Regions from separate parts of the Homo sapiens genome. Here regions 1 and 3 are each linked to region 2. A link is a loop called in an ENCODE intact Hi-C map of the cell type or tissue named here. Cell type or tissue: PC-9. All regions are shown on one strand.

What was found. A loop is a pair of places that touch in the nucleus more often than their neighbours do. Peaks named below come from ENCODE experiments on the same cell type or tissue, not always from the same donor. Only the 100,000 strongest peaks of a DNase experiment are listed, where the experiment ranks them.
Region 1: it touches region 2 in a loop (14-fold over the local background); 41 of 110 quality-filtered maps call a loop at or near these places.
Region 3: it touches region 2 in a loop (6-fold over the local background); 12 of 110 quality-filtered maps call a loop at or near these places.

Annotation. Positions count from the first base shown.
Region 1 is chr18:9,768,426-9,776,425 of GRCh38, forward strand. It overlaps RAB31 (RAB31, member RAS oncogene family), which reads left to right. Exons shown (of 7, transcript NM_006868.4): 2 at 6,853-6,932. Among named protein-coding and RNA genes, the nearest start is that of RAB31, 64 kb to the left of the region's middle. RefSeq lists an enhancer at 2,940-2,989. In PC-9, CTCF peaks have their summits at 3,198 and 3,399; no DNase peak of the experiment used is centred here.
Region 2 is chr18:9,571,633-9,579,632 of GRCh38, forward strand. It overlaps PPP4R1 (protein phosphatase 4 regulatory subunit 1), which reads right to left. Exons shown (of 20, transcript NM_001042388.3): 10 at 5,432-5,559. Among named protein-coding and RNA genes, the nearest start is that of PPP4R1, 39 kb to the right of the region's middle. RefSeq lists enhancers at 2,598-3,108, 3,109-3,619. In PC-9, CTCF peaks have their summits at 4,002 and 4,202; a DNase peak (open chromatin) is centred at 4,059; H3K27ac peaks cover 2,876 bases.
Region 3 is chr18:9,718,022-9,726,021 of GRCh38, forward strand. The region is part of intron 1 of RAB31 (RAB31, member RAS oncogene family); the gene reads left to right. Among named protein-coding and RNA genes, the nearest start is that of RAB31, 14 kb to the left of the region's middle. RefSeq lists a silencer at 4,785-4,844. In PC-9, a CTCF peak has its summit at 4,801; DNase peaks (open chromatin) are centred at 1,510, 1,780 and 4,880; H3K4me3 peaks cover 839 bases; H3K27ac peaks cover 3,267 bases.

The sequences.
Region 1 (8,000 bases), 200 kb after region 2:
TTGATTTGCATTTCTCTAATGACCAGTGACAATGAACTTTTTTCCATATGTTTTTTGGCCACAAAAATGTCTTTTTTTGAGAAGTGTCTGTTCATATCCTTTGCCCACTTTTTGATGGGGTTTTTTTTTCTTGTACGTTTGTTTAAGTTCTTTGTAGATTCTGGATATTAGCCCTTTGTCAGATGGATAGATTGCAAAATTTTTCTCCCATTCTGTAAGTTGCCTGTTCACTCTGATGATAGTTTCTTTTGCTGTGCAGAAGCTCTTTAGTTTAATTAGCTCTCATTTGTCAACTTTGGCTTTTGTTGCCATCGCTTTTGGTATTTTAGTCATGAAGTCTTTGCCCATGCCTATGTCCTGAATGGTATTGCCTAGGTTTCTTCTAGGGTTTTGGGGTTTTAGGTCTTAGGTTTAAATCTTTAATCCATCTTGAGTTAACTTTTGTATAAGGTGTAAGGAAGGGGTCCAGTTTCAGTTTTCTGGATATGGCTAGCCAGTTTTCCCAACACCATTTATTAAATAGGGAATCCTTTCCCCATTGCTTGTTTTTCAAAGGTTTTTCAAAGATCAGATGTTTGTAGATGTATGGCATTATTTCTGGGGCCTCTGTTCTGTTCCATTGGTCTATATATCTGTTTTCATACCAGTACCATGCTGTTTTGGTTACTGTAGACTTGTAGTATAGTTTGAAGTCAGGTAGCGTGATGCCTCCAGCTTTGTTCCTTTTGCTTAGGATTGTCTTGGCTATACGGGCTCTTTTTTTGTTCCATATGAAATTCAAAGTAATTTTTTCTAATTCTGTGAAGAAAGTCATTGGTAGCTTGATGGGGATAGCATTGAATCTATAAATTACTTTGGGCAGTATGACCATTTTCACGATATTGATTCTTCCTATCCATGAGCATGGAATGTTCTTCCATTTGTATGTGTCCTCTCTTATTTCGTTGAGTGGTGGTTTGTAGTTCTCTTTGAAGAGGTCCTTCACATCCCTTGTAAGTTGTATTTCTAGGCATTTTATTCTCTTTGCAGCAATTGTGAATGGGAGTTCATTCATGATTTGGCTCTCTATTATTGGTGTATAAAAATGCTTGTGATTTTTGCACATTGATTTTGTATCCTGAGACTTTGCTGAAGTTGCTTATCAGCTTAAGGAGATTTTTGAGCTGAGACAATGGGGTTTTCTAAATATGCAATCATGTCATCTGCAAACAGAGACAATTTGACTTCTTCTTTTCCTATTTGAATACCCTTTTTTTCTTTCTCTTGCCTGGTTGCCCTGGCTAGAATTTCCAATACTATGCTGAATAGGAGTGGTGAGAGAGGGCATCCTTGTGCCGGTTTTCAAAGGGAATGCTTCCAGCTTTTGCCCATTCAGTGTGATACTGGCTGTGGGTTTGTCATAAGTAGCTCTTATTATTTTGAGATACATTCCATCAATACCTAGTTTATTGAGAGTTTTTAGCATGAAGTCGTGTTGAATTTTATCAAAGGCCTTTTCTGCATCTATTGAGATAATCATGTCATGTAGTTTTTGTGATTGGTTTTGTTTATGTGATGGATTACGATTATTGATTTGCATATGTTGAACCAGCCTTGCGTCCCGGGGATAAAGCCAACTTGATTGTGGTGGATAAGCTTTTTGACATGCTGCTGGATTCAGTTTGCCAGTATTTTATTGAGGATTTTTGCGTTGGTGTTCATCAGGGATATGGGCCTGAAATTTTCTTTTTTTGTTGTGTCTCTGCCAGGTTTTGGTATCAGGATGATGCTGGCCTCATAAAATGAGTTAGGGAGGAGTCCCTCTTTTCTATTGTTTGGAATAGTTTCAAAAGGAATGTTAGCAGCTCCTCCTTGTAGTGGGAGGTATCATTCTTAATCTGGAGGGATAGGAAGCTTGAAGGCCGTTGCAGGAGTCCAGGAATGAATCAAGTGTTAGTGCTTGGTTTTCACAGATTGGTGGTGCCTAGCGTTTTGTGTGGCAGCAGCCAAAACTTTGTGGTTCCTGATTTCATAATTATAGATTTACATGTGATTAATAAGTGTGACAATTCAAACAGCAGGGGTTGTCATTTCAGAATAAGTGGTTGTTCTCAGAGAGGAATCTCATATGAGGGATCCATTTCCCAGGAAGTAGATGGAACCAATTGCTGGGCATGAGTACGTCTCTGATATCGACTATACAAATGATTATACAATGAAACACTATCTGGCCCACAGGTAGGGTTTTACTGTACTTTATTTCAGGTTCTGGAGTCAGAATCGGGTTTATTCTAATGTCTCCCCGGCAGTCAATAATTTGAGCCCCTTTCATTACTGTTAAGGCTGCAGCGGCTATCTTCAGAGCCTGTCAGGCTATGAGTAACTTGAGCTATGCAACGTGAAACCAGAAAGCACTAGTAAAGTACTTGTGAGTTCTAGAAATTTGACTTTTTTTTTTTTTTTTTTTGAGAAATTTAGGCCAGTGTGGTGACTCAAGCCTATAACCCCAGCACTTTGGGAGGCTGAGGCCGGAGGATCATTTGAGCCTGGGAGTTTGCGTTAGCCTGCCCCACATAGCAAGACCTTGTCTCTGCAAAAAAACCCCTAACATTTAAAAATAGCAGGGTGTGGCGGTGCACACCTGTAGTCTCGGCTACTGGAGAGGCTGAAGCGAGAGGATCACTTGAGCTCAGGAGTTCGAGGCTGCAGTGAGCTATGATTGCACCACTGCATTCCAGCCTGGGTGACAGAGCAAGACCCTCTCTCTTAAAAAAATAAAGGAAAAATGTACACTTAGCAGGGAAGTTGATTTAACCTAGTGAGAGCCTTAAGAGGTTTTGACTAGGACTCAAAAGAGTTTGGTTCTGACTCTACCAACCAGCTATGTGACCTTGAGGAAGTCACACTGTTTCCTCTTTACCAAAACGAGGGGACTGGACAAGACGGCCTGTGGTATTCTCAGAATCTTACGAAATGGAATAATATATACATAGATGGGTTTCCGTCAGTGTGGCCCTAAAGACAGGCCTCTCTGATCCTGTCTCTCTCTTCCAAGGCTCCTTCTTCACCCAGTAGGCTTCATTCTCTTTTCTGAGTCCTACCTCTGTGTCTTCACATGCGACAGCCACTATTACCCTGGCACTTTCCTTGTGTGTGTGTCACAGCCCTAGCGAGTTTCCTGCGGGGAAGGGCATTCCCAGCGCGGAGTGACTCCTTAGCCTGGCTCCTGGCCTGTCCTCAGCAAACCGCGGGTAGGGTGTGCCCCTGGTGGCCAGCCGAGGAACAGCAGTCGCCCCTGGAGGTCGGGAACTGCATCCACTTGAGCGGTCCCAAGCCACGGGTCAGAGAGGATTCGATGGTGGTGTTCTTTGCAGAAATGTTTCCCTTTCTGAGACAAACTAAAACTTTGTCTATCCTTTCGTCCTGTTATTTCTTTCCTATCAAGTGTGTAAGAATGTACATTTGACAGTGCATTCTAAAAGAGGTGAGAGTTAAAATGTTTCAAAATAAAGAGACAGTGACTTTGTTGTTTGAAAAATCAGTGCTTATATCTAAATTTGAGCAGACTTGCTGCTGTAACTCTTCAGACAAGTTGGCGTTGACGCTTGAGCCCTTTGTAGAGGATGATGAGTAAAGCTGAACATTGAGCATTGTCAAGTGACTTCTTCCCTTTTCCGCCTTCAAGGGCGTTTTGGGGCTGGCCTTGCAGGATTGATTTGTTGGCTGCTTTGAGACTTGTGTCCATTGTTTTGAGCACATCCCTTGGGAGAGTAAATGATAGATTCCAAAGGGGTGCTTTTCAGACCAGCGCCCCCACCGAGAAGATGCACCCTCAGCCCTGTGCCCCAGGGGCACGTGAGGGAACTGAGCAAGCACCTGCAGCCTAAGGAGGAAGGCCCCGGGGCACACAGAAACCAGGCGAGGTTTGTCACTGGGTGATAGGGTAAGCCTGGGTATCAAGGAATGAAAAAAAGGAGCAAATCGAGGAGTTGTCTCCTGAGCTCAGAGGGGCCACAGGTGGGGCAGCCCCATCACCACTGTGTGCTGGTCCTCCTGCCGTGTGCCTGGCCCTGCTTAAGAACTCCTGGAGGCCAGGGAGGGTGGAATGGTATCTCCCCGCCAATGGGGTCTAGCCTGCTGTTGGCATGGGAAAGGGAGGGTTTGGGGAATGCCTGTTGGGCGAGTGAAGAATGAGTGAATGAACGATTGAATGGAATAGCCCTGAGAAGGAGAATTCCTAAACTGTGATGGAGAAAGGTAGAAATGAGCGTGGTCGGTGTTGGGGAGAGGTCCCCACCCTGCCTCCTTGGCAGTTTGTAGGAATCAGCTGGCCTCATGAAAGTGTGCTGCCTGCTGTAAGGGGCAATTTCCTAATCTTCAAGGGCAGGGCAGGGCAGGCTGTCACAGTTCCTCAGTGTCCAGTTTCTTGGGGGCTACGTGGGCTACAGTCTGGCAAGGATTTGCTCCTCCACAGGGGGTCTTAAGAACAACTGAGATGAAAAGAGTTGTGGTTTGGGGGACTGCGAGGGAACATGAGCCAGAATCCATACTTGAGGTGCAGCTCAGAAATAGCAGCGGCATCAATTGGCATCTCAGGAGCTGATGTTTTGATTCTGCCGTCACCTCTTTGAACTCTGTGCATCGATTTGCACGATGCAGATAAACAGCAGCTTTGGTGCTGTGTTTGTTAGGGCTCAGGGTCAGTGCAGGCTGCTCTCCTTGGGAGGCGAGACCTTCTGGAGAGGGGTTTTCTGATGAGTATTAAAAGCCAAGTCCCCTGTTGCCCCAGGTTTGCTGGAATTGTCCCCCAAACACAGGGCTGAGAAGGAGTAAAAATAATTCAGATTGCCAACTGGTATTTCAAATCCCACTTCATATTTCAGTGTCTGAAGAAAACCACATTTCTCTGAATTTCAACATTTCATCCTTGATCTTTTGGCTTTCAAATTTATACCTTTAATGTAAGAGAACTGAATCAGCTATTTTTTCATTCTCTCGATAAATCACTTGTTCCCGTTTTGTGTATAGTTTTCAGAACGCCTCCACGATCCTTCCAGTAGGAACATGTTGGCAACGGCGATCGGTGTTGATAAAGCCTTGGGTCCTGTGTCCTCTGCCCTTCCTGCCTGTCTCAGAACAGCAGCCATTAACAATTGAGGGCAGATGCTTTTTTCTACTTTCTTCTACTTTTGGGGCAACTTCCTGACTTTATTTTCTAACTCCTCCATGAAATTTTAATTTCTGCCATCATATTTTTAATATATATATTTTTTGAGACAGAATCTCACTCTGTCACCCAGGCTGAGTGCAGTGGCACAATCATAGCTCACTGCACCCTTGAATTCCCGGGCTCAAGCCATCTTCCTGCCTCAGCCTCCCAAGTAGCTGGGACTACAGGCCCATGTCGCCACACCCGGCTAATTTTTACATTTTTTTGTAGAGTCAGGGGTCTTGCTATGTTGCCCAGGCTGGCCTTGAACTCCTGGCCTCAAGTGTTCATCCTGCTTTGGCCTCCCAAAGTGCTAGGATTACTGGTGTGAGCCACTACACCTAGCCATATTTTAAATTTCTAAGAGGTTGGTTGTATTCTCAACGATCTTTTAAAATAACATCCTGCTGTTTTGTGTGTGTGTGTGTGTGGAGGGGAGCATATAAATGTCAGGTATTTCTTAGTGAGTGATTATATTGAAAAAGTTAAAAATGTAAGTTGAAAGCTCTGTTTGTATTGGGGCTTGTCAACTGCTGCACACATGGCCTTTGGTTAGGGGATCCCAAATATCGGGAACTCTAGAGCTTTTTTTCTCCTACCTAAAGGGGAGCCTTCACTGCTTCTGTGTGGGCTTATCCAGCTTAGGGTGAACAGCACCTGGCCCCTCCCTTACCTGTGCCTGATGTCCCCAAGCCCAGCTCCGTCCGATGCAGGCTTCCTGGAGAGTAAAGCTCTGACCCTGGTTATGTGGCCTGGGGCTCCAAGGGTATGTTGTTGTGTGGCCTTTCAACTGATCTGTTTTCAGCCCTCCATTGCTTGATGTTTCCTGAGGTTCTGCGGCATGAATTGACTTGCTTCTTTATTGGCTTCTCTCCCTGCCAGCAGTTTGGTTTCAGCTTCTTCATTCTCAGGGACCGCTTGTCCTCCTGGATTTTGTTGATATCACTTGTCTGGTGTTGTCTCTTCTCCTATCTCTTTGACTTTGTGAATTTGTGTCTTTTATTTCTTAAACCACTTTACAAGGGCTTTGGAAGGGAGTGGATATAAATGCGTGCATTGAATTTCCAGTGTGTAATTGGACCCTCGTCATAATCAGCTTTAAAGAATTATTTAAGAGAGAAAGAACTGAGACAAGACCATTATATAATTAAGCAAAATTTGGAAGTTATTACCCAACCATCAGATTCTACAGAGAAAATGCTAGAAACATAGAAACTAGAATTAATAGGTCTTAAAGGGTGATGCCTAGAGAAACAGATTACGTGTCTTTTGAATGCAAGGTTTTGAACAGAATGAATTCTGTTTCTGCCCAAACAATGTGGTATGTTCACGTACTTCTTCTCTAGAGCCCTCCCAAGATTTCAGAATTTCTGAAAATACATCCATAGTGAACATGTTCATTTTTGGTTAAATATTGTATACATGTCAGACATGTTTCTGAAACTGATTTTTACCATACTTCTTTTCTTTCTGTGAAAGCAATACAATTTTATTATAGAAAATATTGGTGAGAAATAGAAGAAAATATCCCCCCACTCCCTCTCCCAGTCTCATCAACCAGAAATAGCCAGTCGTGTCCTCTGGTAATCTGTGAGGTCAGTTAACCTCACAACCTGTGAGTTGCCGCCCTTCATCTTCACGGTTGTATCCTCATTCTTTCCTAGGACACTGGGGTTGGGAAATCAAGCATCGTGTGTCGATTTGTCCAGGATCACTTTGACCACAACATCAGCCCTACTATTGGGTAAGTTCCTGTATGTCATTCTCCTTCGCGTTGCTTCCTTTCACGGCATCAGAATGACCACTCTGTCTGTGCCTGAGCCTTCAGGCAGGGCCACAGTTTTCATCCCAGCCAGTGAGAATCAATCCCAGCTGTAGACCGACAGAAATTCAGGGACTTCTGAGTATGTGTCCAGGCTTACTGTCCCTGTCGGTCATTTTTTTTTTCCTAGTCAGCCTTCCTCATGCTACCTCCTAAGGTCATTTCCTTGATCTCTGAGAGCATTATTCTGCAAATCTTGGCGTTATTTCCAGTTGGAAGACGATATGCAGAGCAAACCCCTGATAGTTCTGCTTTAAGTTGCCTGCTAATAAACCCTGAAAATGCCATCCACCCGTACCTCAGCACTGTCTGCAAAGTCTGTGGAGCAGATTGACTTTCCTTTTCTGGAATTATCTTTTTTTTTACTTCTTGAGACTGAGTGTTGCTCTGTCACGTTGCCCAGGCTGGAGTGCAGTGGGGTGATCTTGGCTCACTGCAACCTCCACCTCCAGGGTGGATTCTCCTGCCTCAGCCTCCTGAGTAGCTGGGATTACAGGTGCGCACCACCATGCCTGGCTATTTTTTTGTATTTTTAGTAGAGATGGGGTTTCACCATGTTGGTCAGGCTGGTCTTGAACTTCTGACTGAAAGCAGTCCACCTGCCTCAGCTTCCCAAAGTGTTGAGATTACAGGCATGGGTCACTGCGCCCAGCCCCTTTTCTGGAATTATCTAATGCCAGCATTTCCACTGTCATGTGTGGGGAGGGGTGGAAGTGCATTGTTAAATTCTCCTGAGCTTGGGATGCAAAATTGTTTTCCTGTTCATCTCCCCTTTCCAGTGGGCTCCTTGGCCGCGTGTGCTTTGGCTCTGCTGTTCGGGAAGTGCCTGCTTTTTCATTCTTAGAACGTGGCCTCTGCTTATTTTTCACCCTGAAGATATCAAGTCTTTGTAGGCAATGTATGTCTTTGTCTGTATGTTTTGGGAAACCTGTAGGATTGTTGAGAATGGGAGAGTGTATCAGAAGTGGAGAAAAATCATGGCAGGGAATA
Region 2 (8,000 bases):
GGAAATGACATGAGTTGTGCTTAGAAGAACCAATACATGTTTATGGGGCTAAGGGGAAGAAAAAAGCATCTAAAGGAGAAACAGGACATGCAAAGGCCGGAGTGGCAGAAAAGGTGTGACGCATTCAGGAATCAGCAATGAGGAAATGATGGATGACAAGGATGAAAGATATCACATGAACCACTGTATTCCAGACCAGCAGACCTCCGGAGTTCATCCTGGACTACAGGAAATCATGTAGTAAGGAAATTGTTAATAGATCTGTTGTTTTAGAAAGACCATTCTGGAGGAAGTGTAGAAAATGAGTTGAGAGGTAAGATAGGAGGCAGGAATTACAGACATGCAGGTAAGAAGTGATGATGTTCTGATGGAGGCAGTGTCTCCAGGACTACAGAAGAACACATTCAAACAGCAGCAAAAATCAACAGGACTTTTCCACTTATTGCATGCTGCAGGTAACAAAAACAGTTTCACAAGAAAGCTAACAGGTTCAGGTTGAAAGAGGTTGAGTTAGCTATCCACGTTGGGTTCTAGGTGGTGATTATCTATGAGAAAGAGGTAAAGACTGAGACAGAGGTGGAGGTCATCAACTCAGAAAGATGTGTGGGGCTGACATATGCGGAGGCAACAAGTATTAATAAAGAATAACACAACTGCATAGAATAACAAAGAGTGAAGGCATTTTTCCTGTATAAAAGAATGATGAGCATATTTTTAGGCTGAGGAAAATAGGTTAGAAGAGATGAAAGAACTGGAGACACAGAGATTGATGAAATAACTGATAAAGCAATGTCTTTCTGAGAAGAGGAAAGAATATGGGCTTCAAAAACACAGCAAAACAGATTAAACAGTGAAGAGACTTGCTTCCCAAGAAACATGAAAGGGAAATAAGGATGGCTGAATATGTAGGTAAATTTGTAAGATGAATACAGGAAAAAGCATCTGTGTGCCTTTAAATACACACAATAAAAGATGTTTAACAGGAGACTTAAAAGGACTGTGCAAAAGGAGGGTGATGTTAATGCCTATGTGAGCTCCCACTTAAACAGTCACCATCTACATTCTCATGAAATTACGAAGTTCCCTCTCATCATAATGCTGTTTTCAAAACCATTATTTTCACAAACAGGTGATTATTTTTTAAAATACTGATGAACAAAAACATACGTAAGTCATCTGAAAACATAACACATTGTGACTGCATTTTAAATTCTGGTATTTTTCTTCTTATAACTACAAAATATACAGTATGCATATATAATACAATTGTTTACAAGTGTGAAGAAATCAGACTTTAACGTTCTTACTCTCGCACTGGCACTACGTTAATATAAAATTCTGAACCTTTTAAGGACTTCTAGGATTCCTCACTTATTCCTTATTCATAAAAATGAGGAGTTGGCCTAGATAACCTGTAAGATGTTTTCCCACTCCAAAGGAGCTCCTGAAGCTAGTGCTGTTATGCAAAATAAATGTGTCTTCTACATGTTTATGAATTATGTATTTCCCATTTTGTCCATATTAAAAAATATGTATTTTTCCCTTTTGTTATAAAGAACATTAGTGGGCCAATTGGTAAAATTCAATAAAGGCTAGATTAGCTAACAGTATTGTATCAATGTTAATTTCCTAATTTTGGTAACTGGACTACAGTTATATATTAACATCTGTGTTTTAAAGAAATACATAGTATTTTAAAAAGGTAAAAAGAATATCATGTCTAAAACTTATTCTCAAAGAGTTCAGAAAAAAAGAATAAAGCAAATATGGTAAAACAGTATTTGGAAAATCTACATGGATATATGAAGTTCTTTGTGATATCCTTGCAAAATTTCTGAAATCATTCAAACTAAAATTTTAAAATTATAATAAGATATTGTTCAGAAAGGGGGAAGAGAAGAGCAAATGGGTAAAACTTGTAAGACCTCGTATGTACTATCTAATAAATACAATGAACTTCTGTTTTGTTTATTGTTTTTTTAAGAGACAGGGTCTCGCTCTGTAGCCCAGGCTGGTGTAAAGTGGTATGATCATAGCTCACTGCAGCCTCAAACTCCTGGGCTGAAGCGATCCTCCTGCCTCAGCCTCCTAAAGTGATGGAATTACAGGGCCTTGAAGTTCCTTGATCACTAGCTCACCTTGGTGTTAAAATTAAATTTTAATATTCTCAGCTGCAAAAATGAACGGAGAATGACTGGTCAAATAACTGTTTGTCTGATAAATGTAAACTTGTTAGTTTGTCCAAACTTAAAACTCTTAGAATGATTTTTTTAAAAGGAAACTAGAAGACAAAGTTTCCCTAGTACAGTATTAAATTGTGGACAGAACTACAGCATGCATGGCTTCAAAAATGTCGAAAGTATAAATTCTCTAAATTCTAATTTTTCCTGGTAAAGTATAATAGTCAATACAAAATCAAGCTGTTCAATGCTAAAATTCTGATATTCCTAATTGTCAGACTTTGAAATGCTATTGTACAAGACAAATTTTTTTTTGAAAATTGAGGCCCTTTGTGACTCTGTATAATGGGAATTATCCTGTCTCCTAAGAGACGTAGGTATCAAGAGCACCAGAGGACAGTCCAGAAACTACCTACTTAAGGAGGAATCTTAAGTGTCTTTTTGTGCCTACATAAGTTTATAATTAATATCTTCAGAGTTCCTTAGTAGAGACTATGGGCCTAGAAAATTAATTACAGGTATTTCAAGGAGAAAATGACTTGTAGAACATCTGGCTAAAGAGGTATTGTATCCTGAGATAAAAGCAAACACGCTCCAGGATACCTTCCAAGTACTGTGAATTAACTCAATGAAGTTTTAGCATTCATGAAATATTTCCAAATTTGTGCTAATAATTTTTTTTCATATAGTTAGCATTAAGCTAAACTGGAAAAATCCAGCAAAAGTGGTTTAGTTACTTCAGATTTTTGAGGTCAAATCCATATTTCCCTAGAATAATTCATTCAGGATTAATATGTGCACCAACGGGCCAGGCCCAGCGGAGACAAAGGGAGGAGCTGGACGCCACACTGCATGGCCGGGAGGCTACTGGATGATAGATGCCAATATGTAGCCAAAAGGATAGGATTAAAATAGTGCTCTCATTACAGCGCTACTGATGATGAAGACAAAAGCTCTGTACTTCCTGGACAACTCAGTGCATCTAAGACAGCACTTTGTTAAACGAGGGTATGGATGGAACAAGAAGCTTCCCAGAGAGCAGCAAGTACAAAAACAGGGAGAATTAAGAGAACATGGTGCATTCAGAGAACAATGTGATAACGAATGCTTATTTTACATACTTTTAAAATGCAGATTTGAGTATTTCAACTCTGCTTCTGAGAAGTAGGCTTTATCAGCACTTTCAAAGAAGCATTAACAGCCTGATCCAGGGTGAGTGAAAGATCTGATGTGTAAGTCAGATGTTTGGAATCAATAAATGCTTCAAAGAGTAATAAAGTGATAGTAAATGTTTCTAGGGTCAGATGAAACACTATACAATAAACAGTGGTGGAAATATGTTGCCAAAAACTTGCTTACTTTGTAAGACATTTGTTTGAAAAACCTGAATCTAAGAAACTGAGAGAACTTTGAGGACAGGAACGAAGTTCTATCTTTCCATTTACAGTTTCTGGTTCATAGGAGGTGCTCAGTTAACTTTTGCATAATCAATCAATCAATCTTAATACCACAACAGTTTAAGACAGCTTAAAACAAATGCCACTGTGCTATTTAAGGGAGGGCAAACAAACTAATGGTTCTGAGATTTAATAATATATAGGACTACTTCTTTATAGTTTGTCAAACTATGCAAAAGCTTTTACAATATTTAACATAACTCCTTCCTTAGCCAGGAATGCTCTCTTTCCCCTACCATATCATTAACATAATTTAATAAGCTCTAATATTACTGAAGATCAGCAATACAAGTAGTATTGCCTGGACATTAAGACATACCTCATTACAATGGAAGAAGAATCAAGGAATTGAACTACCTTTAAATAGCTATTGCAGTAATGCTACACACCGGTAGGCGGCAAACATGGCCTTGATAGGCACACTGTTGAGGTCAGTGAAGTTTTACTGGAACACAGCCAAGCTTGTCCATTTATGTAATGTCTACGGCTGCTTATACACTGCAAAGGCCGAGTGAGTAGTTGTGAAACAGAAGAAAGTTTACCAGCTCGTCCTATACAGTTCTCTGCAAATTTATAGTTTCTTACTAGACCCATTTCAGATTTTAAAACAGAAGTTATGTAACAGTCTTCAGTATAAACAGGTAATTTTTTAAGTATGCTGATTTCAAAAATGAAAAATAGATAACATTCCCCACCCACCATCATCACTTTTGTCAAAGTCCTGGCAGCACCTGTTTTCAAAAAAACTGACAGACTTTGCTTGCTAGGAAGACAGGTTTGAGTGATTTTCTTCCTTTACAAAAAACAGTACCTCAGGTTTGTTTGGCTATTCAGCAGGACAGTAGGAGAACGGGCAAAAAGGTAAAACAAGGCAGCAGAGAAGAAAGAAGAACTGCCAAATCAAAACACCAAGAAAGCAAATAGCACAGTATCAAGACCTACAGAAGAAAATGTCCATTAGCATCATGACAAGGGAGGGAAAAGACACTATGGTAACTCAAGCATTATAGCAGGGACTGTTTCAAATATTTGTACTAAAATTACTTCAAGTGCATAACTGTAAAAGTTTGTGTACATTTCCCGCATACTAGTAAGTTAGGCTTGAATTAGTTTTTCCCCTAAATATATATTATAATAAATTTTTAAAATTTAAATTTAATAGAAAATTTTCAATGCAAAAACATTTAAAAATAAAAATCACAGCCGACTCTTTAAGCTTTATTTAAAACTTTGGTTTCCTTATGAGACTGATATACTTAAAACTGATATACTGGCTAATATACTGGCTTTCTCCTTTAACTGACAGATTACAATCACCATTGACAAAGAATCCAAGATGCGCAACTAAATTATTTGACAGAAAAGGACAATAAAACATATTCCTAAATTAAGTTTTACTCCTTAAAAACAAATTTAAAAAAACCCAAATACTACACAGTGTGTAACAATTACCCTGTATATTGTAGATATCAATGAATGATTGACTAAATAATGTACTAAATAAACATTTTTTAAAAGTCATAATCTACCATTTAGAGTTTCCTATGTGCGAGGCATCTAGCTAATTGTGTTACATGCATCTACTCATTCAATATGTAACCAACCAAAGAGATACTTAACAAACAAATGCGCTTAAAGTAAAGCTCTATAAAAATATTCACCAATTTTTATATTCAAGAGAAATAGCAAACTATCAAAAAATAACATTTGTTGCAGAATAGTGGAAATAATGTTTAAAAGCAGTAAAATTAGAAAACAAGGTTTTAAAATTAGAAAATGGTTTCAAAATTATACCTATTTTTGTTTTCTACTGACATCTCTTCTGAACTTTTGCTTTCTTCTTTAAAATACTGGCCTGAGCTAGATGGATTAGCAAAAGTAGATATGAAAGGTCCCAGAGACTGAAAAGCTGCTTGGCGAACCTAGGAAGATAAAAAGGACAATAATAAAGGAATCATTTTGAAAAAGAATTATATACGCACACATTATGTATATTTAATAATCTACTTTCAAATGCCGAAGTATGTTTAGGATAATAATGAAGCTTTTCTAAAGGAAGCCCAGATTCAGAACTTTAGCTAGGACTGAAAAATTCTTACAAGCTATTTTCTCTGGCTGGGCGCAGTGGCTCATGCCTGTAATCCCAGCACTCTGGGAGGCTGAGCTGGGCAGATCGCTTGAGTCCAGCAGTTTGAGACCAGCCTGGGCAACATGGCGAAATCCAGTCTCTACAAAAAATACCAAAGTTAGCAGGGCGTGGTGGCGCATGCCTGTGGTCCCAGCTACTCGGCAGGGCCTGAGGTGGAAGAAGCGCGTGAACCCATGAGGCTAAGTCTGTAGTGAGCCGTGATCACACCACTGTACTCCAGCCTGGGTGACAGAGCAAGACTGTCTAAAAAAAAAACCCCAAACAAACCCCTATTTGCTCTTTTTTACTTTCAATTGTTTTTATCCTCTCTTGAATGTTTGAACCATGATAATCTAAGTATGAGATACTATGAAACATTTGCATAGAACAAAACTAAAGAAGGTCCTGCTGTGTTCTCAAGAACAAAAAGAATAAGGAAAACCAAGAGTGCCACAAAGAACATAAAAATCAATAAAGCCAACAAAATGTGATAAATACATTTAATGTTTTCAGGTAGGAAAGACTTTAATTTGTTCACTAGAAGGAAGCAAGACAGACGTACCAGAAACATAATGTTAACTTAAAGTATGTCACAAAGATCTTGAAGCATATACTATTGTTCTTGATGACTGTCTCATGTAGGAGGGGTGATAAAGAAGTTATAGAATTCCACTTCATGTCGTATTTCTGTATTATTTTTAAAATCAGGAATTTTTAAAACATTTGAAAATGAGAGGTTTTATGGAAGGATGGACACAATCGGACAAAGGCAACAACAATGGGAAACTGGTATGTTACTAAAACCTTGACTTTGCCACACACCAATTTCCCTGAAGTTTAGCATTCCTTTTCCTTTTGAGACAGCTCTTGCTCTGCTGTGGAGGCTGGAAAACAGTGGTGCTACCATGGCTCACTGCAGCCTCAAAATCCTTGGCTTAAGTGATCTTCCAACCTCAGCCTCATGAATAGTTGGGGACTATAGGCATGTGCCACCACATCCAGTTAATTTTTCTATTTTTTTTGCAGAGACAAGTCCTTGCTATGTTGCCCAGACTGGTCTTGAACTCCTAGCCTCAAGCAATCCTCCCACCTCCTCCTCCCAAAGTGTTAGGATTATAGGTGTGAGTCACTGCTCCTGGCTAGCATTTCTTTTCTTTAAAAAAAAAAAAAAAGCATAATAATACCTTTTTCAAGTTTAAGATAATAATTATATAGTAAGCATGATTTTTACAAAAGCAAATAAATGTAGAGATATCTATTATTAGTATTTACCTACTCTTGGAGAAGCATACATAAAAAATGACTCAATTGATTTTTTAAAAAGGCTAGAATTATATGCATGAGAGGGAAAAGAATAGCTTGTATGTGTGTAAACTAAGGGTTTTTCTCCCCTTCGTAAGTCACTTACTTACGAAACATTATGGAAACATTACTTCCATAAAAGGATAAAAGGTCACTTTTAACGCTGTATGCACGAATTTAATCTTCTCTGAATACTGTTAAATCTCTGAGCTTGTTCCCAATAAAGGACATAGAAAACTTAATTTATCTAAATCATTAGTTTAGCTTGTTGTTAGATTAGAATGAAAAAAGTTTAATGTGGAGGAGAGAGATCACAGTGTCTAATAAGTTAATTAAATCCTACTATTAATCTACCTCCTTGATTTCACAAAAACAGAAACTGAAATCCAAATAAAATGACTTCTTCAGTGTTACCCTATAGTTACAATGAAATCAGGACTGAAGTCCAATTTTAACTCTCCAACACATCCCACTGCCTGTAATTGAGTAATTTTCCAACACTATAAAAATATTTCTACTTTGAGCTATTCCTCAAAATAAAGTGATTTTAAGCTATTATTTTTACTAGTTTCAATGACTTTAAGAAATAAACAACTAATGACTTTAAACAAAGGTTCTGGAAACCACTAAAAAACCCACAAGTCACTCAAAGAATAAATATTAACGAATTTCAGAAATAAAATTAACTTTTAATTCAATTTTAACTTTTGAGAAGGGACAATACAGTAGATTATAACCTTCCCCAAATGGCTTAACATTGTTCGGACAAAAGACTATCTTGTCTTTTTTTTGCACCTAAATAGGCATAGGATTTACACGTGTGTGTGTGTGTGTGTGTGTGTGTGTGTAAAATAGGCATAAGATACACATTTTTCTCAGACAGGTGCAGCATATATAGCCTGCCCTCTGTATCCACAGGTTCTGTGGATTCAA
Region 3 (8,000 bases), 150 kb after region 2:
GTAGCTGGGACTATAGGTGCCCACCACCACACTTGGATAATTTTTTTGGTTTCTTTTGTAGAGATGGGGCTTGCCACGTTGCCCAGGCTGGTCTTGAACTCCTGGGCTCAAGTGATCCACCTGCCTCAGCCTCCCAAAGTGCTGGGATTAGAAAGTGTTTTTTAAAGTTCATCTCATGGCATCAATACTACGTAGTTAATTTATACTTCATTTTAGCAGCTAAAATATTTTCTGAATTTTTTTGTTTGTTTGTTTGAGATGGAGTTTTGCTTTTGTTACCAAGGCTGGAGTGCAGTGGTGTGATCTCGACTCACTGCAGCCTCTGCCTCCTGGGTTCAAGCAGTTCTCTTGCGTCAGCCTCCCAAGTAGCTGGGATTACAGGCATGCGCCACCATGCCTGGCTAATTTTGTATTTTTAGTAGAGATGGGGTTTCACTATGTTGGTCAGGCTGGTCTTGAACTCTTGACCTCAGGTGACCCACCTGCCTCGGCCTCCCAAAGTGCTGGGATTACAGGCATGAGCCACTGCAACCAGCCTTATTTTCTGAACTTTCATAATAAACTTCTAAAGAGCTAATTTTTTAAATTATCAAGTAGTTTAGTCTTTTTGGGCTGTTATAGTAAAGCACCATAGACTGGGGGCTGAAAAACAACAGAAATGTATTTCCTTCAGTTCTGGAGGCTGAAAGTCCACCATCAGGGTGCCAATACGGGCAGGTTCTGGTGAGGGCTCTCTAAGGGGTTGCAGACTGAGTCTTCCCATTGGGTAAGGGAGCTCCCTGGGGCCTCTTCCATAAGGGCACTAATCCCATTCATGAGAGCTCTAGCCTTCTGACCTAATCACCTTCCAAAGGCTCTACCTCCTAGTATTGTCACTTTGGAGGTCAGGATTTCAACATACAAATTTTGGGGATCACAAATATTCAGACCATAACATAAAGTGATGCATGCTAATTACAATTTGAAGGCCAGGCATGGTGACTCACGCCTGTAATCCCAGCACTTTGGGAAGCCAAGGATGGTGGCTCACTTGAGGTCAGGAGTTCGAGACCAGCCTGGCCAACATGGTGAAACCCCCTCTCTGCTAAAAATACAAAAATTAGCTGAGCGTGGTGGCGTGCGCCTATAATCCCAGCTACTAGGGAGGCTGGAGCATGAGAATCACTTGAACCTAGGAGGTGGAGGTTGCAGGGAGCCGAGATTGTGCCACTGTACTCCAGCCCGGGTGACAGAGCAAGACTCTGTCTCAAAAAAAAAAAAAAAAAAAAAAAAAAAAAATATATATATATATATATATATATATATATAAATAAATAAATTTGATCTAATTATGAGGGAGGGGAAATGATCTAGTAGTGAAATGATACATGCTGTTGTAGTTTTAGACTGTAGAGGTGAGGAATACAGGATGATGGCTTTAATCCCATTTTTTAATAATGACACATCATTGTATTAGCTGGCAATATCCTATTTGTTCTCCTCTTTAGTTTGTTTGTAATCCCACAGCCAAAGATAAGTCATCCTGCTTGCCCTCCTTTTCTGTAACACTCACCTCCTCATTTAACTTCTTTTTTTTCTGTCTTTTGTTTCACGTTCGGAGGACGGCTTTATATTTTAGGACCAATGTCAACCTCACCATCCTGCCCTGTATTTCTTCTGTTATGTCGCTGCTTTTTTTCTGCCCCTGCAGGATCATTTTCTTCCATCATTTTAATTTATTTTCTTATTCTCTCCACTTCACACGATGAGTCATCAGCCCGACCTCCTTGAAAGAGGCATCCAAGGCTTCGCTTTTACAGGAAAGTGTTTCTAACCCTGCTTTTCACTTGCTCCCACCCTTTCAGTGGGAGTGTGCCAAACTCCTTCCCGCCGTGCCACAGCAGGCACTCAGCAAGCCGCGGGGCACAGCAGGGTGCTGCCAGGGATGCCGTCAAGCCTGGCCAGGCTCACCTTTTTTTTTTAGATGGAGTCTTGCTCTGTCACCCAGGCTGGAGTGCAGTGGCACAATCTCGGCTCACTGCAACTTCCGCCTCCTGGGTTCAAGCAATTCTCCTGCCTCAGCCTCCCAAGTAGTTGGAATTACACGCATGCACCACCATGCCCGGCTAATTTTTCTATTTTTAGTAGAGATGGGGTTTCGCCATGTTGGCCAGGCTGGTCTCGAACTCCTGACTTCAAGTGATCCACCCGCCTCGACCTCCCAAAGTGCTAGGATTACAGGCGTGAGCCACCACACCCAGCCTGAAATCTTTAGTTATCAAAGTTGTATTACATGGGTGCTATGCGGTAGTTTCTGTCCTTGAGGTTTACAGTCTAACAATGTCCTTGGCCTGCTAGGGCGTACATGGGAAAAGTTAGGTAACAGTACCAGACATCCCAGTGGGATATCGCCAGATGCTTAGTTGCCAGATGTTCAGAAGGTGAGGGCTGGTGGAGTTTGGGGTGACCAGGGAGAGCGTGTGGTGTCTGCTAATGAACCAGAAGAAGGGCTGATGTCAGGTGAGGTGCGGAGGGGGCGTGTCTGGGAGCCGGTGGGAGTGGCTTCACTTACATGAGACACACACACACAGGGAGAAGGTTCCCCAAGATTCGGTGTCAGAGTGGTTACCTGCCTGGTGCGGGGGGTAGATTTGGGCCTATAAGTAATTTTCTCTTTTTTTTTTTTTTTGCTTCTCTGTATTGGTTTATTTAGTGAGCATGTATTACTTTGTGTAATTTCGTTAAAACCTGCAAAATGTGTTGCAGGGGACAAGGAGATGCTTGACAGGGCGAGATCCATTTGGTTCTTACTGGAAATAAGTGGTACACTGGTAATGAAATTGGAAAGTGACTCTAGGTCCGATTATAAAGGGGTCTTGCAGTTTGAGTTTATAGCTTCGGTGAAATGACAGGTCTGGCATCAACAGGATGCAGATTTGGCTTAGCAGGTAGTGCTGTGCTTTCACCTGTGCAGGTCGTTCTCTGGGGTCCGTGGTCCATCATGGGAGGGCAGCCACCTCCTTTTGGGGAATGGTGACCTCTTCATGGGGTGATATTTGGGCTTTTTCACCATTCTCTGATTTCCTATTCCTCAAAATGGGGTCTAGGAAAGTTATGAGCCTGTCTATCCGTCTTAGGGTTCTACAGGTTTTCTGTGTGTGGCATATCTGTTTTCTGTGTGCTGTTATTTGAAAAATAAATAAAAGTATATCCTGTATCTTCCAGGTCATCATCCTGTCACAGAATTCTGTGTGACAACGTTAACGTCATTAATACTGGCTAAGGAGAAAATAACCGATGTAGAGTTAGTATACAAATAATTGGGGTCGACCGGGGACAGTGGCTCATGCCTGTAGTAATCCCAGCACTTCGGGAGGCCAAGGCAGGCAGATCACTTGAGGTCAGGAGTTCCAGACCAGCCTGGCCAACATGGTGAAACCCTGTCTCTACCAAAAAATATAAAAAATTAGCTGGGTGTGGTGGTGCATGCCTGTAATCCCAGCTACTCAGGAGGCTGAGGCAGGAGAATTGTTTTAACATGGGAGGTGGAGGTTGCAGTGAGCTGAGATTGCGCCACTGCACTCCAACCTGGCTGACAGAGCGAGACTCCATCTAAAAAAAAAAAAAAAGAAATAACTGGGGCCATGTGAAGACCATGTGATTCTGCAGCACATGCAGCAGGTGTTTACTGAGTGCCTGCTGTATACCAGGCAGTTTCTAGGGGTTGGGGGAATAGCAGGTAACAACATGGACTGTCCCTGACCTCATGGAGCTGATATTCTAGTAGGGGTGACAGGCGGTGCACAAATACCGAGTGTGGCAGATGGTGAGGGGTGCTGTGGAGAAAAGGAAAGTGAGGAAGGGCCCTGGGCATGCTGGTTGGGAGGAGTGTGGTTTCAGGTAGGGGCTTGAGAAGGCATTTCTGAAAGGAGGCATCTGAGTGAAGATCAAAGAGACAGTACTCAGGGCAGCCATGTGTGCCACCAGACAGAGAGGTCTGTGAGGCTGGAGCAGGGTGGATGTGCCTGGTGAGTCTGAGGAACAGCAGGCGAGCAGTGTGACTGGGGCAGGAAAGAGAAGGGAGGGAGAGGAGGGTGTAGAAGGGGGTTAGGTCAGGGAGGTTTGGGGCTGGATCAGGCGCGGTCTTGCGGGCTGGTGTAGGAACTTTGGCATTTCCTTGGAATCAAGTGAGAGAGCTTGCTAAGGTTTTGGTACAGAGCAAGGACATGATCTGACTTAGCTTTTATGAGATTGCCCTGGCAGCTGTGTGAGGGCTGACCACAGGAGGATGCAGAAGGAACATGGGAGCGGTGGTGACTTCCAGAGTGTAGCAGCAAGGTGGTGCACATGATCCCATGTAAGCTGTGTTTTGAAGGTAGAGCTGACAAACGTTGCTGATGGACTGTGTATGGAGCACAAGGGAATTAAACCATGACATGGTGCATGATGCGTACCTCGGAATCCAGCCACAGTGGAGCAACACTGTTCATCATGTGAAACTAATGTCAAGTGGAAGGTCGTTGGCTTTATAGTTTAATTTGTATTTAATCAATGTATCTGTGTCTATTTTGTAGTTTCAGAATAGCACAGTTTATGTGTACCCTTATTATTTGTGTATATTTATACAGTGGAATAGTTAATGACTACCTCAGGGTCCATGAGATTGTTTTTCCCCTTATGAAAGTATGTGGAGTCTTAAAGGGGCCTGAGAAACCCTGCTCTAACCACTGTGATTATCCAGGGACTGATGGAACCGATCTGTTCCCTTACGAAGTGTCACAGTATTGGCAGGACTCTGGACAAGGACAAGGAAGGCTGCATTCCTGTGGCACCACCAGGTGGAAGATGGAGGTATGTTCTCAGGTATGGCCAGTGTCTGCCAAGATGCAATTCCTCAGCTCTACAGTTTTACTACTTTTTCTGGTATGACACAACTAATAGACAACCTTGCAAATCCTAGCTACTCCCATGACTAGATGCAGATACTATTGAAACCTCAGAAGTCTGTGTTGCAAAATAAAGCAAAGAATGCAATAGGTTTTGTTCATAAAAGCATTTTTTTTTTGAGACCAAGTCTCGTTCTGCCACCCAGGCTGGAGTGCAGTGGTGTGGTCTTGGCTCACTGCAACCTCTGCCTCCCGGGTTCAAGCAATTCTTGTGCCTCATCCTCCCGAGTAGCTGGGATTACAGGCGTGTGGCACCATGCCCGGCTAATTTTTGTGTTTTTAGTGGAGATGGGGTTTCACCATGTTGTCCAGGCTGGTCTCAAACTCCTGACCTCAGGTGATCTCCCTGCCTCAGCCTCCCAAAGTGCTAGGATTACAGGCGTGAGCCACCGTGCCTGGCCTGTAAAAGCATTTTTATGAGCATGTGAATAATGAACTCAGTCATTTCAAGATCTTCCAAAACAATTCATTTGTTAGGGAATTGTTAGTAAATATGGCAAATAAAAATTTTTAAAAATACCTCTATTTAAAAAGATGAGTTATATATATTATTTTTCATAGATTAATCTTAGCAAGACAATTTTCTTAGTCCATTTTGTGTTTTGTAACAGAACACCTGCGACTGGGTAATATATAAAGAAATTGGCTCACGATTCTGGTGGCTGGAAAGTCCAGGACGGGGCAGCTGCATCTGGTGAGGGCCTCAGTCTGCTTCCACTCATGGCAGAAAGTGGAAGCGAAGTGGGTGTGTGCAAAGAGATCACATGGTGAGAGAGGATACAAGAGAGCAAAACCAAATAAGCCAGACTCTTTACCAACCGATTGTTTCTGGAACTAATCCATTCCTGCTAGAGTCAGAACTCACCCACCCCAGTGGAACGGCATTAAGTGTATTCATAATGATCCATCCCTATAACCCAAACACCTCCCGCGAGGCCCACCTCCCAACGCTATTACACTGGTGATCAAATTTCAACACAAGTTTTGGTGGGGACAAACAGACTACATCTAAAGCATAGCAAGAACCTAGTGTGTAATATTGTATAATCAAAATATAAGTATTTAAAAAACATTATTCACTTTGGGAGGCCGAGGCGGGCAGATCACAAGGTCAGGAGATCGAGACCATCCCGGCTAAAACGGTGAAACCCCGTCTCTACTAAAAATACAAAAAATTAGCCGGGCGTAGTGGCGGGCGCCTGTAGTCCCAGCTACTTGGGAGGCTGAGGCAGGAGAATGGCGTGAACCCGGGAGGCGGAGCTTGCAGTAAGCCGAGATCCCGCCACTGCACTCCAGCCTGGGCGACAGAGCGAGACTCCGTCTCAAAAAAAAAAAAAAAAACAAAAAAAAAACATTATTATTGAAATGATACTTCACATAATGTACTGATTTACACATGTTGCTACTGTTAATGAGAATTGCATGACTGGACACTTCATTTGCATCAGCGCTTTGCTTCTGACTTGTTAATCTTAACTGTTGTGTCACAAATAACCAGATGTGCACATTCTTATTTGTGCTTATGAACAAAGTAGTTACACTCTACTTGTGCCTTCTTTATATGCCCTTGGCTTCTTCCTTATTAAAAATATCCGTGGGTGAAAGAAAAACAGTAATTGTAGACTCACAGGCACTATAATAATTTGTAATTGCTTCTGCTGTGAATCTCGGCAACATCAGGAATGATTGAGAAGGATTGGTACATAGCCCTGGAATGCACGCCTTTCTTTTAAGGAAGCGCTTCAGAATGCCTTTGATTAAGAAGGATGTCATTATGCAGATGAGCTTGTAATTGTTCTAGTGTTTGAAAAAGGTAATAGCCCCATAATCCTAAGCACGTAGACTTGTACTGAGTATAACTCATGTGCCAGGGACTGTGCTCAGTGTTTGCTACCTATTGCCGCATAACAAACTACCCTGACCTCAGTGGCTCCAAATAACAACTTGTTAATATTTCTCACAGTTCTGTAGGTTGACTGGGCTCAGATGAGCAGTGGTTAGTTATCTGAAGGCTTTGTTGCTTACCTGTCTGGTGAGCGGACCGGGCAGGCTGGGTCGGTTGGGTGCTAATCAAGCAACTCTCTCCAAGTGGCCCCTCTACCTGGGTAGCTTGGGCTTCCTCATAGCATGGAGTCTCAGGGTGGCCAGTCTTGTCATATGGTGGCTGGTTGAGTTCACAGCAAGTGTTCCAGAGCCTTGGGAGGTGGGTGCTAAAAGACTTCTTCTGACCTAGCCTCACAGATCCCAGAATGCCATTTCTACCACATTTTATTGATCAAGCATTTTACCAAGGTAAATGCTTTGCTTCAGCCCAGAAGCAAAGAGAGGAGAATTAGACTCCACCTCTTGATGGGAGGAATAGCAAGAATTTGTGATCATCCTTAATCTACCCTACTGAATAAGTGCTTTACATAAATTATGACATTAATAGGCTTATAAGGGCAAGTTCTATTCTCATCTTTATCTTGCTAATGAAGAGACTGCAGCACAGGGATTTAAGTAACATGCTCAAGGACTGACTGCTAATAAAGGATGCTTCGAGCAATAGAACTAGCTTTGTATGATTCTAAATCCCAATGCACATAATAACTTAACTGTGCCACAAACCAGTTATTTTTGTTATTGTTATATGTTACAAATTATTTGTTCAAAACTGGCATGTAGTAGGGAGAGCACCACTGGTCTGATAGAATGGACTTTTTAAAAATAAGGGGTCTTGTATTAAAAACATAATTTAATAATTTTATTGAATAATTTGAACCAGGTTTGAAGCATTTCCGTGGAAGGAAAACATGCAAATTCCCACAATGTTAGGGTCCTGGTCAGGTTCTTTGGAGTTACAGGTAACTGTTTGTCATTTCTGGGAATGTATGAGATGTGCAGAGGCAAAGTCCAGTATCAGAGATGGTCTCACCTTGATGGCAGTAAAAGGCTCAAATGCGTTTATAATAATACCAACAGCAGCAGCGACAACAATATATTTGTTTAGCACTTTACAGTTTACAGTGAACTGTCCTCATGTTATTTCATTTAGTCCTCAAATAACTCTATGTGGTTGGCTTTTTGTCTTCGATC